2 separate regions of the Homo sapiens genome follow, and region 2 is linked to region 1. Evidence: read pairs that join two places in POLR2A ChIA-PET (ENCODE). Cell type or tissue: Caco-2. All regions are shown on one strand. Links, peaks and the distances in the headings refer to the core of each region. The heading gives the core; the rest is flanking DNA.

What was found. Peaks named below come from ENCODE experiments on the same cell type or tissue, not always from the same donor. Only the 100,000 strongest peaks of a DNase experiment are listed, where the experiment ranks them.
Region 2: POLR2A ChIA-PET joins it to region 1 with 10 read pairs; 6 of 35 experiments call an interaction of 5 or more read pairs at or near these places.

The regions. Positions count from the first base shown.
Region 1 is chr14:59,357,655-59,365,328 of GRCh38, reverse strand. DAAM1 (dishevelled associated activator of morphogenesis 1) reads right to left here. Exons shown (of 25, transcript NM_001270520.2): 21 at 5,825-5,932; 22 at 4,467-4,527; 23 at 1,547-1,678. Among named protein-coding and RNA genes, the nearest start is that of GPR135, 100 kb to the left of the region's middle. In Caco-2, for the core only: no CTCF peak of the experiment used is centred there; a DNase peak (open chromatin) is centred at 3,958.
Region 2 is chr14:59,172,419-59,180,092 of GRCh38, reverse strand. All of the region lies in intron 1 of LOC107984642 (a long non-coding RNA gene), which reads right to left. Among named protein-coding and RNA genes, the nearest start is that of DAAM1, 12 kb to the left of the region's middle. In Caco-2, for the core only: no CTCF peak of the experiment used is centred there; no DNase peak of the experiment used is centred there.

The DNA.
Region 1 (7,674 bases), core at 2,954-5,453:
TTCTAAAACATTCAAGTTCACATACTTCAAGCCATCCTGAGTGATCTTTTTATCAAGGAATTCTAGTGATCATGACGTCATGTATATCAAAATCTTAGAAATCTAAAGAAAACCAGGCCCAGATTAAAGTTCCACCCCCTACACACACACACCCCAGTCAGTGTGCAAGGGGAAAATTTACCAGGTCTTTATGTTCTGCTAGAAGATCTTCAACATCAGAGAAGCGCGATGCTGGCTACTGTGATGAACAAGCTGACAACAGCCAGTTCACACACAAAAATGTTTGAGCCCCTTGATGAAGTAGGTGCTATATTGCTCAGGTGGGATATCAGAACAGGGGGAGTCTCTTCCTTTATGAAGCACAAACTCTAAAGTGGTGAGGCATACATAAAACATGGATGGGGGCTTTCACAGTGGAGGTCTGAATGGTGGTTGCTGACATGAGTTGACTGATTTCCACTGTGGGATATCAGAGGTTGGACCTCTGACAGCAGCCATTTGAACATATATTGCCATTTATTTTATAAGGTTAGAAAGAAGGTTTAATGCTGAGATTAGCTAATGCATGTGAACAGCCTACTTTTGAACTTTAACTGGTATGTGTGTACATTTACATAAACAATCATCCATATCTACAACCAAACAGGTGACCAGAGAAAAATAACATCCATTTACAGAAGTTTCGAAACAAAAGACTCAGAGTGTTGTGGCAACTGAGAGATGGGTAGAGTAAAAGAACCAATGGGGTGGGGAAGAGTGTTAATATCATTTATAAAGAATGAGAAGAGGATAGAAAATGAGAGACTGTGTACCTGTCTTGTATATGAATGTGAATGCATTTTGGAAGAGGAAACAACCTGAGATAGAGAGGAGTGAGGTGAAGCTGAGGGAGCTAAGAGGTGGTGGTTATTAACCAACAAAAATTTCTCTTCCAAGGGAACACAAAATGTGAAATAGCAGAAATCATAAAAATAAATGTCTTACTGAAAAAAAAAAAAACCTCTTGTAATGAGACTGTGAATTAAAATGCATCTCTTTTAGCGAGTTCTGCTGGAGATTTATACAGGTAGTATCCTGTCCTCCAAGGCTGTATCTCAGATGAGCATATTACAACATAGAGGTAATTTAGGCACATGGCTTTAGTAACACCTGATTGCACATTTGATGCTGCCCCTGGTTTTCATCATCTACTCTTTTCTGGTTCCCAGAGATAAGTACTTCAAGCCAGTTTCAACCAAGAGAAAACTGTCAAAGTATTTGCTGGTCTTATACCATTCAGAGCCTTCAAGGTCTTGCTAACCTAAAGGCAACATAGGCCAGTCAGACAAAAAGGGTGTGTTCAGATTAATCACAGTCTTGGAAATGAAAATACACCTATGTCATGCAAAACAATGGAATCTGGAAAGTAATTATCTACTACTTTATTTCCTGCACCACGAAGTTTGGATCTCACTCCTGCTATTTCCCGTACAGAATAATAACTGAAAGTATCACACTGAAGCCCAGCCCGGTCAAACAACACTCAGTGCACAAGGGGGAAACTTACCAGGTCTTTAGCTTCTGCTAGAAGGTCTTCAACATCAGAGAAGCTGAAGCTGGCTACTGTGATGAACTGGCTGACAACAGACACAAACTTATCTCCGGGCTGTGGGGGCTGAGACTTCTGATATTCCAGCTCCTTAAACACAGGAAATGAATAATGTCAATGCAGGCTTCAAATACAGACATGAGACACACCTCGTCTCATATTTCACATGCCTTAAATTTAATAAATCAGAATGGCAAACACATCAAAACTTGTTCTAAAACATTTTGTTATACTCTAGTGCCCCTGCCCTTCCTCCCACCATGCCAAAGCCATGCCCATGTGCACACGCATATTTGCAAATAGCAATTTACCAACAATCTAAGTACTTGATCTATGTGATTTCTCTTTCAGGCTTTAGAAAGCAAGCAGATTTGCATTTGGATAAAATTAATAGAAGTTAAACAAATAATGGGGGCAAACTGAATTTTAAGGGTTTGTGAGTGAAAACAAGAGACTCTGCTTGTCAATATTCCATGCTTAGAATTGTGGTGCCTTGATTTTTTTCTTTCCCTCTCAGCCAAGTCTATTTACTTCTTAAACTGTGGGATATGGGTAGTAGAATTTTGGCTGTAGCATTTGGCACCATAATGTACCATTTTTCTCTTGTCCATACCATATTGGTTTTTGTGAACAGGCCTGTAGGGGAATTAGTCTCTTGTTAATTATCCATATTTCCATTATCACAGCAATGAACGCAGATGATTCAAATCTAATGTTAATGGTTAATTTAATCATTGCCAGATGCACATTCTTATTTAAAGTTCACAACATCCCTATGAGTGAGGGATCACTATTCCCATTATACAAACATATAAATTAAGGTTTGGAGGGCTATATTACTTGCCCTGAAGTAGTGCTGACCAGTGACAGAGCCAGAATTTGAACTCAGGCCTGCCTGACTCCAGAGTCTTGGTAATAACTATGTTGTATACCAATTGACTTAAACTGGATTCTCCCTTATTTTCTTGCATTGGCAGAGATCTTCACAAGCAGGAGCGTAGTCATCACAGTTTATCAGTTCTGACTCAGCTCTACCACTGATTTGGTTCTTAACCATGGCATGTTGCTCTGGGCCTCAGTTTATTGATTTTTTTTTTTTTTTTTGTAAGAGGGCAACATCCACATCATCACTACACTCAAATGAAATAACGGAAGTGAAAACTCATCAATTATGGAGCTGGCACTGATTGGAAGAAATTGCCATGATTCCAGTACTTTAGCTTGGAAAGTGAGTGTATCTGTGTTCAGTGTGGGGACGGGAAAGGCATTTGAAAGTGTTTCATTAATGTATAATTTCATAAATATTCATCTTTGATACCTTCAAACAATATAATTAATTTGTGTAAAGCACAATTAGAACACATATATATTTGGCCAGGCGAAGCTCTGCCCCCACTATTTTCTTACAATACTACGTCACCTCCAAGGGTAGGGGAGGCTTCTATAGCCCCTCTCCTATAAAAAGTGTGATGCAGTGTATATGACCCAAGGGATAGAGTGATTTCAGCAAAACTATCCTTTAATAAAGCAACAACACAAAATTTCCCCAGAAGCCTCCACCCCAGGCCTTGCTCTGACCTGGCTCAGAAGCAGGGGTCAGAGCCAGGCTTTAGGGCCATCATAATGACCATGGACCCTCTGGGGCTGGGAGAAAAAGTTCAATCAGTAGAATTTTTTTTTTAATACTGCCCCCTACTCCCTACATTAAAAAAAAAAAAAAAGGAAAAAAACCTCACATGCTCCTTAATTTATTGAAAAAAAAATTAGACATTGTGACTTTAATTTTTATTAGAGGTATGTCTTTAATTAATTCAACTACTTTCTATGGCAGTTTTGTGATTCAAAAACGAAAAGAAGGGAGAGTCCTCACAGCATTACTGATAAATGATCTGAAGGATACTTATGAGAGGCACCTTTCCAAGCTGCCTGCAAATCCGTCTCCTTCACCCAGAGCAGGCCCAAGCTATGGCTGCTTTGAGCACAGACACCAGGGACGCTACTCTGCCAGCCTGTTCTCATCCCTGCCCCCTCTCTCGCTGGCAGCTGCATCTGCAGAGTACCCGCAGGGCACTGTGCCAACAGGCACGTTTCATCCTACCAGGTCCAGTCTGCCAGCCTGACTGGTTTTCCTTCCTCAGAGGCCTGGGCCCAGGTTGTCTTGTATGCCTGGGATAACCTCCCTCTATGCACCTAAGTTTACCCTACCCTCTTAAGCCATAGCTCAAACAACTTCTTTTCCAAAAGAGAAGCTTCCTCCAATAGGGGCCAATTGTTCCTCATGCCTCCAAAGCACCCTCAACCCGCTGCTTCCTTAAGGCACCTCCGTAATCACTCTGCTTATCTGGATGCGGCCAGGCTGAGGGAAGTGGCTGCTCCGATTATTGCAACACCTGGAGGACAAGGATTCTGAGTCATCGTGACCCTCAGCTAGAGCATGTACTACACTGTCTGCTTAGTAAATACTCCCCAAAGGACCAAGTCAAAAACAACTGAGAAGTTCTACAGAGAAGTTCTACTGCTCTACCGAAAGTGAACACCATATATTAGCAGCACTTGGAAACTGAGAGCGTCCCTGAAGATCATCTAGCCCAGCCCACTCATCCTGATGAATCCTGCCTTACAGATAAATTGGTGGCACACTAGGTCCAGTTTCCAGTTCCTGCTGCAGTGACTTATCCACGACCCCTGCTGCCTGCAATCAAGTTGCCAGGCTGAACATAACCTGCCTTTGCTTCTTGTGGTGGTGGTTCTTATTTTTTAATCAATAAATGTTTATCCCGGGCATACCACATGCCAACACAACCCATCTGCTGAAAACCACCAGCACTAGAGATAGTGAAGAGACCAGGAATTAGAACAACAACAAAAAAATACTCACTGTCTCTACTGCTTTCAAGCCACTTCTCAAGGTACTTATTTCTTTGTCCAGCTCAGTCATGCTGTTGTAAATAGCAATGTTTTAGCAATCAACATGTGACTTACACATATTAAATATAAGATGGGTTTAAATATTTCACGCTTGGAAGTCCATCCTATTTTAATTTAAATGTTTAAAATTCCCTTCCATGCTCAGATCTCAAAGAAAGACAACAGTATTTTAAACTCATGAAATGTAGGTATAAAATTATGTTTGTTTTCTGTAGCCAGCAGGTATATTTTACAGGTTAAAAATAGAATAGAAATATCTTCCATCTGTACAAAAATATTTTATGTTTCAAACTCAAAAAAATCTCACTTCAGCAAATTACTTCATGTAGAAATAAATCTCTTGCCATACTTGGCTCCCTTTGAAAACAGAAAGAAAACAAGTTCATCTGCAATCATGTTCACATTGTACTCTGTATAATCAGTGTTCTGCTTTTCACTAAGGCCCCAATAATATGACTATTACAAGGTAATGGCTTAAGTTGCAATCAAAAATGATTTTTCTTAAAGTTGTATTAACTAGTTTTTATTTTCATCTTTTTTTTAATAGAGAAAGGTTCTTGGGCTTCTCCCATACACAACACTTTCTATTTCATGGCTTTTAAACATTAGAGATTGAAACTTAATTCTCCCAGATAATTTACAACATATAAAGAAACTCACCAATACTTCATTTAATTTCATGCCTTATTTAGTATATTTCCACCAGATTCCATGAACAGAGGGAAAAAATGAGCCTGCTCATTATACTTTTCAAATTCACTGCAAAAAGATGCAGTTTATGTTTTAAAAAAAGAGCCAAAAGAGGGAGGGAAAAACAGCAAGGAAAATTGCCTGCTTCTCAGTCTCTGAAACGTGGTGTGAAGTTTGTGGTAAAAGTTTGGCAACTTTCCATTTTATTTTTAGTTTCTTCATTTGCATAAAGAATGCTTCCCATTAAAGAGCCGCCTTGGTTTCTGGGAGTATGTGTGCATATGTGAAAATTATTGCAATGTTCTGACACTTAGGTCTTCTATTTGCTTAGCCATGCATCTTTATTTAACTAAGGTGCTCCTACCTGTATTTAAAACACCTGCCCTTTAAAAGTATGAAAGTTAAAAATTGCATGCAGTATTCCAAAGAAGCTAGAACAAACATATATTCAAAACCTTGTAATACATTTGAGTGACTTGGATGAGATTCAAACTTTATTTCATACAATGATCAGGGGAAAACAAATAGAAGGACTGACTTCATGCAGTGCAAACTACCTCAATGGCTAACACACAATCCAAGTGATTTAAGAAACTAACACTCACTGTAAGTACTTACTTTACTTTCGCAGCTTGAGGAATATCTCGCAATTCTTCATTTAGATTGAGAACACTGGGGTACTTATTTTCCACAATAGTGATGAGATAGTGCAAAAGGGTAATGTTTCTACAATTGAAGAAGGGAAGAGTATTAAACATTCAAATTATTTTCATTTAAACTACATAAATATATGAATAGTTAATATCTGCATATGATTTATATGCTCAAATGGTAGAACCCACAATAATGCTATATTACCTGCATTAACTTCAAAATTTGGAGGATCATGTAAGGCAGGGATTCTCAAGAGACAGGAATAATGGGAGAGCCTCCATGGGGATTGCATAGATATATGTCAAAAAGCACACAATTTCTAAAAAGAGGATAAGAATTACATTTGTGGCCCATAATGAGCATCTTTCAAAATCTGGGTAATGTGATGGGTGATCTAAGTGAATCTGAACCACTGCCAGTGGAGACAAGCTCAAGTTTACCTTCCCAGTGGATCCACCCTAAAATGGGGTGTGCCCTGCAGGTTTATAACTAGTAGGCTTGGGTGGAGTGGAGTGGGGTGGGGTGGAGAGTGAGGGATGTTTATTCCACCGAAAAGGGCAGCTATTCTTAAGTCTAAAGTACAGAGCAGCAACTCACTGATGACAATTATTGATACTTTTTTTTTTTTTTTTGAGATGGGGTCTGTTGCCCAGGCTGGAGTGCAGTGGTGCAATCTCAGCTCACTGCAACCTCCGCCTCCTGGGTTCAAGTGATTATCCTGCCTCAGCCTCCCGAGTAGCTGGGATTACAGGCGCCAGCCACCATGCCCGGCTAATTTTCATGTTTTCAGTAGAGACAGGGTTTCACCATGTTGGTCAGGATGGTCCCCAACTCCTGACCTCAGGTGATCCACCCGCCTCGGCCTCCCAAAGTGCTGGGATTATAGGTGTGAGCCACCGTGTCTGGCCTACTGATAGTTTTTAATAAGGTTTCACCCAAAGGGTGGTCAGAAAGTTAGAAAGCCCCCTTTCTCTGGGCTGAACCTGGAAGTGGGCCATAACTGCCACCATGTGATATCCTAGCAGCCCTGAATCCACTTCCTAATTTAGCAACACTTCAGCTCCTAACTGCATAACTCTTAGTAGTTAAAACAGTTGGTTGTGCCAGCTCCCTCTCTGGTGGTGACAGGGCTGAACTCTGACTGACCTGGATGGAAAAGGCCAGCAAGTAGGATAACAGTATCTATTAGGCAACACTGTGTTGGTCTGATCCCATTGTCACTGACTGCTACGCATTACAATCACCTGGACTCCAGATGCCTGGGCTAACCCCAGAGATTCATTTAATTGGAATGAGGTGGAGTCAGGCATGGGCATTCTTTAAAACTCCCTGTTGATTTTATCAAGCAACCAGGATCAAGAACTACTTATCTGTTGAAGTTAGAATTAGGAGGGTAAAAATACATTCCTTTAAAAAACATTTCCATAATTTAGGCAGTTTGCTAATTCACAATGCTAAACCCCAGTATTCCAACTCACCTCTAACCAAAATGAATCAGAGTTTTCAAACAATTTTCTTTACCCTTGCATTTCATAGAAACAATGCAATCCTTAAATCCTTATTTTTCTCACAGTCTCTCAATAGTTAGAAAACAATTGCCCACCAAAGCAAAACAGTGGCCAACAATTTTGGCCACTTATTTTTCATATGTTCAGCTGCATCCTTCCATTTCATTTTTTTTTTTCTCTTTTGAGATGGAGTCTCGCTCTGTCACCCAGGCTGGAGTACAGTGGTGCGATCTGGGCTCACTGCAACCTCTGCCTTCTGGGTTCAAGCGATTCTCCTGCTCCAGCCTCCTGAGTAGCTGGGACTAC
Region 2 (7,674 bases), core at 1,833-4,332, 180 kb after region 1:
CTTTTGGTTTCTGTAACTTTCTTTGCCGGGAGTTATCCTGGCACACGTGTTCTGTTTCGTGGCAGAAATATTACAGCGTGTAGGATTTATTTAAGAGGCTTCTTTCACAGCAGGTTGTGCTAGCACTTAGACATTGGATTTTAAGATTAGGGATGACTTTAGTCCTGTATTACATGAGAACCTTGTGATGTGGAATTTCTCATGGAAAGCCACACTTCAGTACAATATGTCATGGCATATTATCTTTGAGAGTATTTTCTCTTCACCAAACTGTGATTGTAACCTTTTCTCTCGGGTTGTCTGTGCCCTCTCCCTGTGTCTCAAGCTCCTAAAATAATATTTTGGGTTGTCAGAAGACTAACCACCCAGTTAAAGGGGAAAGGGAGATATTGGAATGCTTCTTTCTGGCTTTGCTTTCTTGCGAGTGACAGGTTTTCTTCTCTGGGATTTATGTTATTGTTTTAGAAAATTATACTCATTTAAATCTAAACATAGTTAACGCAAGCAAAATATAACCCCATTACTTTTCACACACGTGTAACAGTGATTCTGAATAACAGGGTCAACTCCCTCTTGACTTAGGCATGTAAGTTAACTATGCTTGAAGCTACACTACCTCTGGCTACAAGCACGCTAGAATTTGCAAGTTGAGCAGCTTTGAGTAAGGTCAATGCTAGGATGGGAATCTCTAACAAAAACCCAGACGTATCAGAGATGAACATAGGATTTTAAGTGTTTGATTGTGTCCCAATTCACTTGTGGCAGATCCTTACAGCCATCATTTCAGAAAGCCTTGTCACAAGGCACATCCCTACTTAACGTTCAGGTGAAGAGTTCCCTGCTCAAGGTAGATGCACATCGGTGGTATGCTGGGAACCCACAGCCCTGCCTCACAAAACCCATTGTCAAATTTGGGAAATTTTGTGAGCCAATTGTTAAACACAGCTGATATTAAAAATTAAATTGTATAAACATAATTATATTATATTGAAAACAAAGGTAATAAATACTCTAAGGTCATCACTTGTTAATTGTTACTCATTTTACTATTATTTGTGCTCTTGTGGTCCCTCTGAATCTGAGTGCTGGAAGTACTGTCATGATGTGTTACTGTACATCTCTCCCCAACCTCACATTCAGTGATGTCACACTGGTAGCAAGACATCAGTCGTAATGGGAGTATTTCCAACAAAGAAATCTGCAGATGCTACAAATTAGGGCTTCCCTCACAGATCCAGTTGTTAAATGCTTACTGGCATCCCCATCTCCTTGTATTTGTTTTTTTGTTGTTATTTAAATAATTTCAACTTTTATTTTGGATGCAGGGGGTACAGGTGCAGGCTTGTTACATTTGTAATAGAAGAGAATAACTGCTATGCAATGCTCTGCATTTTTCCCTTGTGATTTCATTTTGCTGTTGGGTTCTAGAAATGGAGATGCTAAGCATGTGTCACTGTACTCAACTTGGGCAGAAGTAAGGGTGATATTGTATCATGAGCTGAGAAGAGCCCAGTTCCTTAGTGGGTTCAAGAGCTGAGCATTTTCCCTCAAACAGGAAAGAGGCATTTGGTGATAGGTTTCACAGTGGGTAGTGGTTTTGAACGAGGAAGAAAAGGAAGTCAGCCTGGGACTGCTGTAGGTATCAGATGGAACACAGAGAAAATTCCCAGATGGCTGCACTAGCACTGAGGCTGCCTGACCACACAGGACCCCACATACTATCCATAAAAACATTTTCATGAATCTGCAAAATAATGATGAAAATAATCTTAAAAAGACAATGTAGAGAATTTTTTATGAAATGAAATGTTTTTATATAAAGGACTATCTTTATGCTGGGATCATAGGTTAATTATGTCAAGAGTTATAAACACTACTGTATTAGAAGTCTGAGGCAATTAAGAGGATGCAAATTATATACAGCCATGTGCCACATAATGATAGACCACCTATATGATGGTCCCATAAGATTCAAATACCATACTTTATATGACGGTCCATATATGGTGATCACATAAGATTATAATACCATCCCATAAGATTATAATACTGTACCTTCTCTGTTTAGATGTGTTTAGATACACACATACTGTTGTATTACAATTGCCTGTGGTATTCAGTACCATAACATGCTGCACAGCAGAGTCACGTGCTCCCAATGCCTAGAAGCAACAGGCTATACCATATAGCCTAGGTGTGTAGTGGGCGAAATCATCTAGGTTTTTATAAGTACACTCCATGATGTTCACACAATGAAATCGCCTAATGATGTATTTCTCAGGACATATCTTGTCGTTAAACGATACATGACTATAGATGGGTTGTTTACATCTTAAGAATTATTTTGTCCTAAAAGTCTGTTTTGTCCCCATTTCCCCCACTTGCATTAGGGAATATCTCTTTTTTCTTAAAAAAAAAAAAAAAAGATCAGTGATCAAGTTTCCAGGCTAGACAACAAAAGCAAATGCATCCTAGAAAAGAGTTGAGTCATAGCATTGATCTTGTTTGCCTGAGGTCTGAATGGTTGGGGAAGGGAGAAGTCCTTGCAGGAATGAGAGGCGTGAGGGAGGAAACAGCATATATTATCCTTCTTCTAAGCCAATGGATGGTGCCCTAGGAAAACTGGAACCAGTTGGAGTTTGTCCTCAACATTCCTCTCACCTCCCTTTATGGCTTGCTCTCAGTAGCTGGTATGCCTTCTCACAAGGCCCTCATTCCCTCCTGGCACTCTGCATTCTCCACCATGGCACCTTGCAGGTCTGTCTGAATTCCTAAAGTGCTACAAATTCCAAAAATTACTTGCTCCCTTCTCCTCGCAGTCAGCCCATCCATTTATTTTTCCAGCACAGTATCTCAGGTGTTATTGAACAGATGTACACAATTACGTGAAGGACTGATGGCCCCTACATTCACAGAATTATTTTTATTTTTAGGAATCTTATAATTCAGATTATCTCCAATTGGCAGTATATTATGAAATTTAAAAAACACACACACAAGACAGAGTAAGAGTTTGGGAGCAAAGAATATTGGAATAGGGAGGAACAGGGCAGGTCCCACAGAGAGGCACATTGTTAATGAATTGCTTAATCCCTCAAAATGTGTTTATGATTTTCAAAAACTCCTCCCTTTGACCCACAGATTTTCCTGAACTGGCAAAAGCTGGATTTTAGCTAATCCTTGTTTTGATAATTGCTCACTGGTACAAGCAGCCCCAGAAAAACAAATGTCTCAAGATTAAACATTACAATCCTCTAAACTTTTTCAGATTCATACTTGAAAACCTTCACATTTCCCATAAGGGGTTCTTATGGGAATGGTGACGCCTCCAGCTATAAACGGAGGGTGGTGTCAGGTGAACTCTGCCTCTGTGTGTGTGTGTGACTGCACATGTGCACATATATGTGCTGGGGTATGTTGCAGATGTATGGGTACATGCGCAAGCTATTTATCATTTTATAAGAAGCGCTCAATATGTAATTAAACACATAGAGTCACAGTGGGTTCTAGCTTTCCCCAGTCTGGAAGATACGTCTTAGCTCTAAAATCCATACTCACATCTGAAATTCCTTCTGTCCAGCTATTACCTTCCTAGATCAAGTTCTTCCCTCTATGATTACTGAATGTGTATTCTATTTATAATTCTAATCTCATTGCTTCTTTTTTTCTAGTTAAATATATTCTGGCTGGCGTGGTGGCTCATGCCTGTAATCCCAGCATTTTAAAAGGCTGAGGCACGTGGATTACCTGAGGTCAGGAGTTCGAGACCAGCCTGGCTAACATGGTGAAACCCCGTTTCTATTAAAAATACAAAAAATTAGCCGGGTGCAGTGGTGCCTGCCTGTAATCCCAGCTACTTGGGAGGCTGAGGCAGGAGAATCGCTTGAACCCGGGAGGCAGAGGTTGCAGTGAGCCAAGATTGCACCATTGCACTCCAGCTTGGGCAACAAGAGTGAAACTCTTGTCTCAAATAGATATACATATATATATGTACATATATGTATATATATGTACATATATGTATATATATGTATAGATATATCATATATATTATTATATATATAAGATATATATAAGATATATATAATACATATTATATATAATAATGTTATATATACATATTCATATATATATACACATATATTCTTATTCCCCAAGTTTTCTACAAAACAGGTGTCTTTTGGTGCTTGAGCTGCCTTGAGCGCTATTGTTCGGTGTTAACCAGAATTCTAGTACCATCTGTAGATCAGCATTTACTCATTAGTAATAAATTCTCATCAACAAGCAATAATTCTTCGTCTACAAATGTGAACACTAATGAAAAACCACAAATACTGATGAGCAACCATCTGGTGGGACCAATAGAAGAGAGTGTGCACTGATGGTGATCATTGTGGTTCGTCTCTGCTGTATGGCAGATCTTTATTTTACAGGCATAGTGGGTGAGCAGCCATGCAACGAGTGCATAGAGTGCAACATGTTCCCCAATCTTGAGGAACTGAGAGACTGAAAACTAAAAATAAGAGTGCATCTCTCATTTCACCACAGAAAACTTCAGCAGAGAAAAGGAGGGGAATCTTTTAGCAACTTCAGTGCAAGTCAGACAGAGACTTTTTCAAAAGCAAACCATGTTTCTGTTTGGGCTAGGTTAAATGGCAATGGAGTGGCCACTGTCTATTATATTTTTTGCTAGGCAGCACCTGCTTACTTTTCAATCGAGAGGATTGCTGTCAGAAATATAATACAAGCCGCCACATGTGTACTTCAAGATTCTCTAGTAGTCATGTTTAAAAAGTACAAAGAAACAGAAGAAATCTATTTTAATAATATATTTAAACAGATACATAACAATATTACTTCAACACACAATCAATTTTAAAATAATGAAATCATTTACACTTTTTTTTTTTACTAAGTCTTCAACATCAGTTTGTTTTTTATACTTGTAGCACGTATCAGTTCAGACTAGCCACATTTCAAGTGCCCAATAACTTTATGTGGCCAGTGGGTACCAGAGGGAGCAATGCAAGTCTAGAACATTCCACCCCAGAGGGTGCTCCGTGTGTACCTCTGCTCACATTTACTGAGGATGGAGCACTTCACTTTCTTGTTCTATCACCACCTCCTATAGCCAGAAATTGGCCGCAGGCAGGAAAGGGATAGTGAAAACCTTTTTTTGTTTGTTTGTTTTTTGAGATGGAGTTTCACTCTCGTTGCCCAGGCTGGAGTGTAATGGCGCGATCTTGGCTCACTACAACCTCGGCCTCCCAGGTTCAAGCGATTCTCCTGTCTCAGCCTCCCTAGTAGCTGGGATTACAGGCGCATACTACCATGACTGGCTAATTTTTGTATTTTTAGTAGAGACGGGGTTTCATCATATTAATCAGGCTGGTCTCGAACTCCTGACCTCAGGTGATCCACCTGCCTCGGCCTCCCAAAGTTCTGGGGTTACAGGTGTGAGCCACCATGCCCAGCCGGGAAAACCATTTAAAACGTCTTCATAGAGGCCGTTTAGCCATGCTTGTTATCATCTTAAGGTGCATTAAGACTGAAGAGGGTCCTTTGTCAGAAGCAGACTTTCTTTATGATGGATCAGAGGCATTCTCTGCATTCTAGGGAGTTTGATCCATGTCCTAGCATGCTCATCACCCATTTGATGGGCCTAGGCCTGGCGTTTCACACAGCATTTCAAATTTTAGTGTGCATAGGAATCTGTGTGTGCCAGGACCTAGCACATCCTGAGAGTCAGGCCCCATGTGAAGCTTTATTTTTAACAAGCACTCTAGGTCATTCTGGGGAAGGAGGTCTGGCTCTCTGTCATTTAGAAATAACTGGTGAGGACTAGAACTCAGGTTCCTATACCTGGAACTTGTTGCTCTGTGTTGTCAGCTGTCTCATATGAGGAGGTAGCACAACAAATCACTTGCATTTTAGTAGGAAATTTTGTCTCAGATTATTTTTGCTCATCAGAAAGTTCCATTTGGCAACATGAAATTCTGTGTCTCCATGGGAAAAGCCGTTGCTAGACAGGTTTTTAAAATGATAATGAAAGGAATTTACAGAAGCTAAATTAAAACACTGAATATCACCTAGGGTGATACTAGGTTTAATATCGACTTCTCTTGTTTCCCTATTCTCGATAGACTGTTTATTTCTTTGATTAACTTTATTACTTAATTAGTGAGGCTCTCTTCAGAGAAGCCCTTGAAATGTGGCTAGTCTGAACTATGTGCTGCAAGTATATGCATAAAGGAAGTTACCCACGGGCACATCACTTGGAAATGTTTGCTTTTCACAAAAATGGATTCCTAACATAAATTCTGTTTGCATTTGCTTTTTTAAACTTTAATAATTACGTTAAACTTTGCTTTAGTTTTTAAATGTCTGCGTCTATATTATTTATTTATTTATTTATTTATTTTTGAGACGGAGTCTTGCTCTGTCACCAGGCTGGAGTGCAGAGGTGAAATCTCGGCTCACTGCAACTTCCGCCTCCCGGGTTCAAGCAATTCCCCTGCCTCAGCCTCCCAAGTAGCTGGGTCTACAGGCGCGCACCATCATGCCAGGCTAATTTTTTGTATTTTAGTAGAGACAGGGTTTCACCATGTTGGCCAGGCTGGTCTCCATCTCCTGACCTCACGATCTGCCGCCTCAGCCTCCCAAAGTGCTGGGATTACAGGCGTAAGCTACCGCGCCTGGCCCATTATTTTTAATAATAGTTTCTTCTATGGTATAAAATAATTTAATTAACATTCTATTTTGGAACTTTTAAGTTGTTTTAAATTTTCTTTTGTTTTCTTTTTTTTATAGAGACAGGGTCTCACTGTGTTGCCCAGACTGGTCTCGAACCCCTGGGCTCAAGCAAAAGTGCTGGGATTATAGGCATGAGCCACTGCATCTGGCCTCCTTTTCTTTTTATTAACAAGGCTGTGGTAAAGATTCTTCATATGCATCTCTGGGTGATGAGCTTGGATTTTTAATAAACAAAAATGTAGAAGCAGAAACTAACAACACTCATTTTCCACTGCCCAGAATTAATGACTGCCAATGTTTCAACACATCATTTCCCAGTCTTTTCATACATAAAAATATACAAATATTCTTCTTTTAAAACATATAAAAATATACAAATATTTTTTCTTTTTTCTTTTTTTTAAAAAAAAGGTGAGACTGTTCCAGGTAAAATGAAAATTCCCTTTGGCCACCACTTACTATTCTGGTCCCCTCCCTTCTCTCTTCAGAGGAAATAACTGAGTTGGTACATAGTGCAACCCACTTTTATACATTTATATTATATATGTATCAAAAACATTTACTAATGCCTTGTGTTTTTTACATAAGTGATGTTGTTCTGCAAATATGATCCTGCAGTTTGCTTTTCCCATTCAGAAATTTTTTTGAGATCCATTCCCATGTAGTTAGACATATATGTAATTCATTCCTTTATTGTATGACTTCATATCTCTTATTTGTCTCTTACATGTGGAAATTTAGGCTGCCCCCTGTTTTTTTCCATTACAAATAATACATGAACATGCATGTGTTTATATGCTTTTCTTTGTGAGTGTGTATATTTTTTTCTAGGTTAGACACCCAAAAGTAGAATTATTGAGTTACAGAGTATATTTAGTATTTTTTTAATAGGCAGTGTCAAATTTGTCTTCCAAAGGGAGT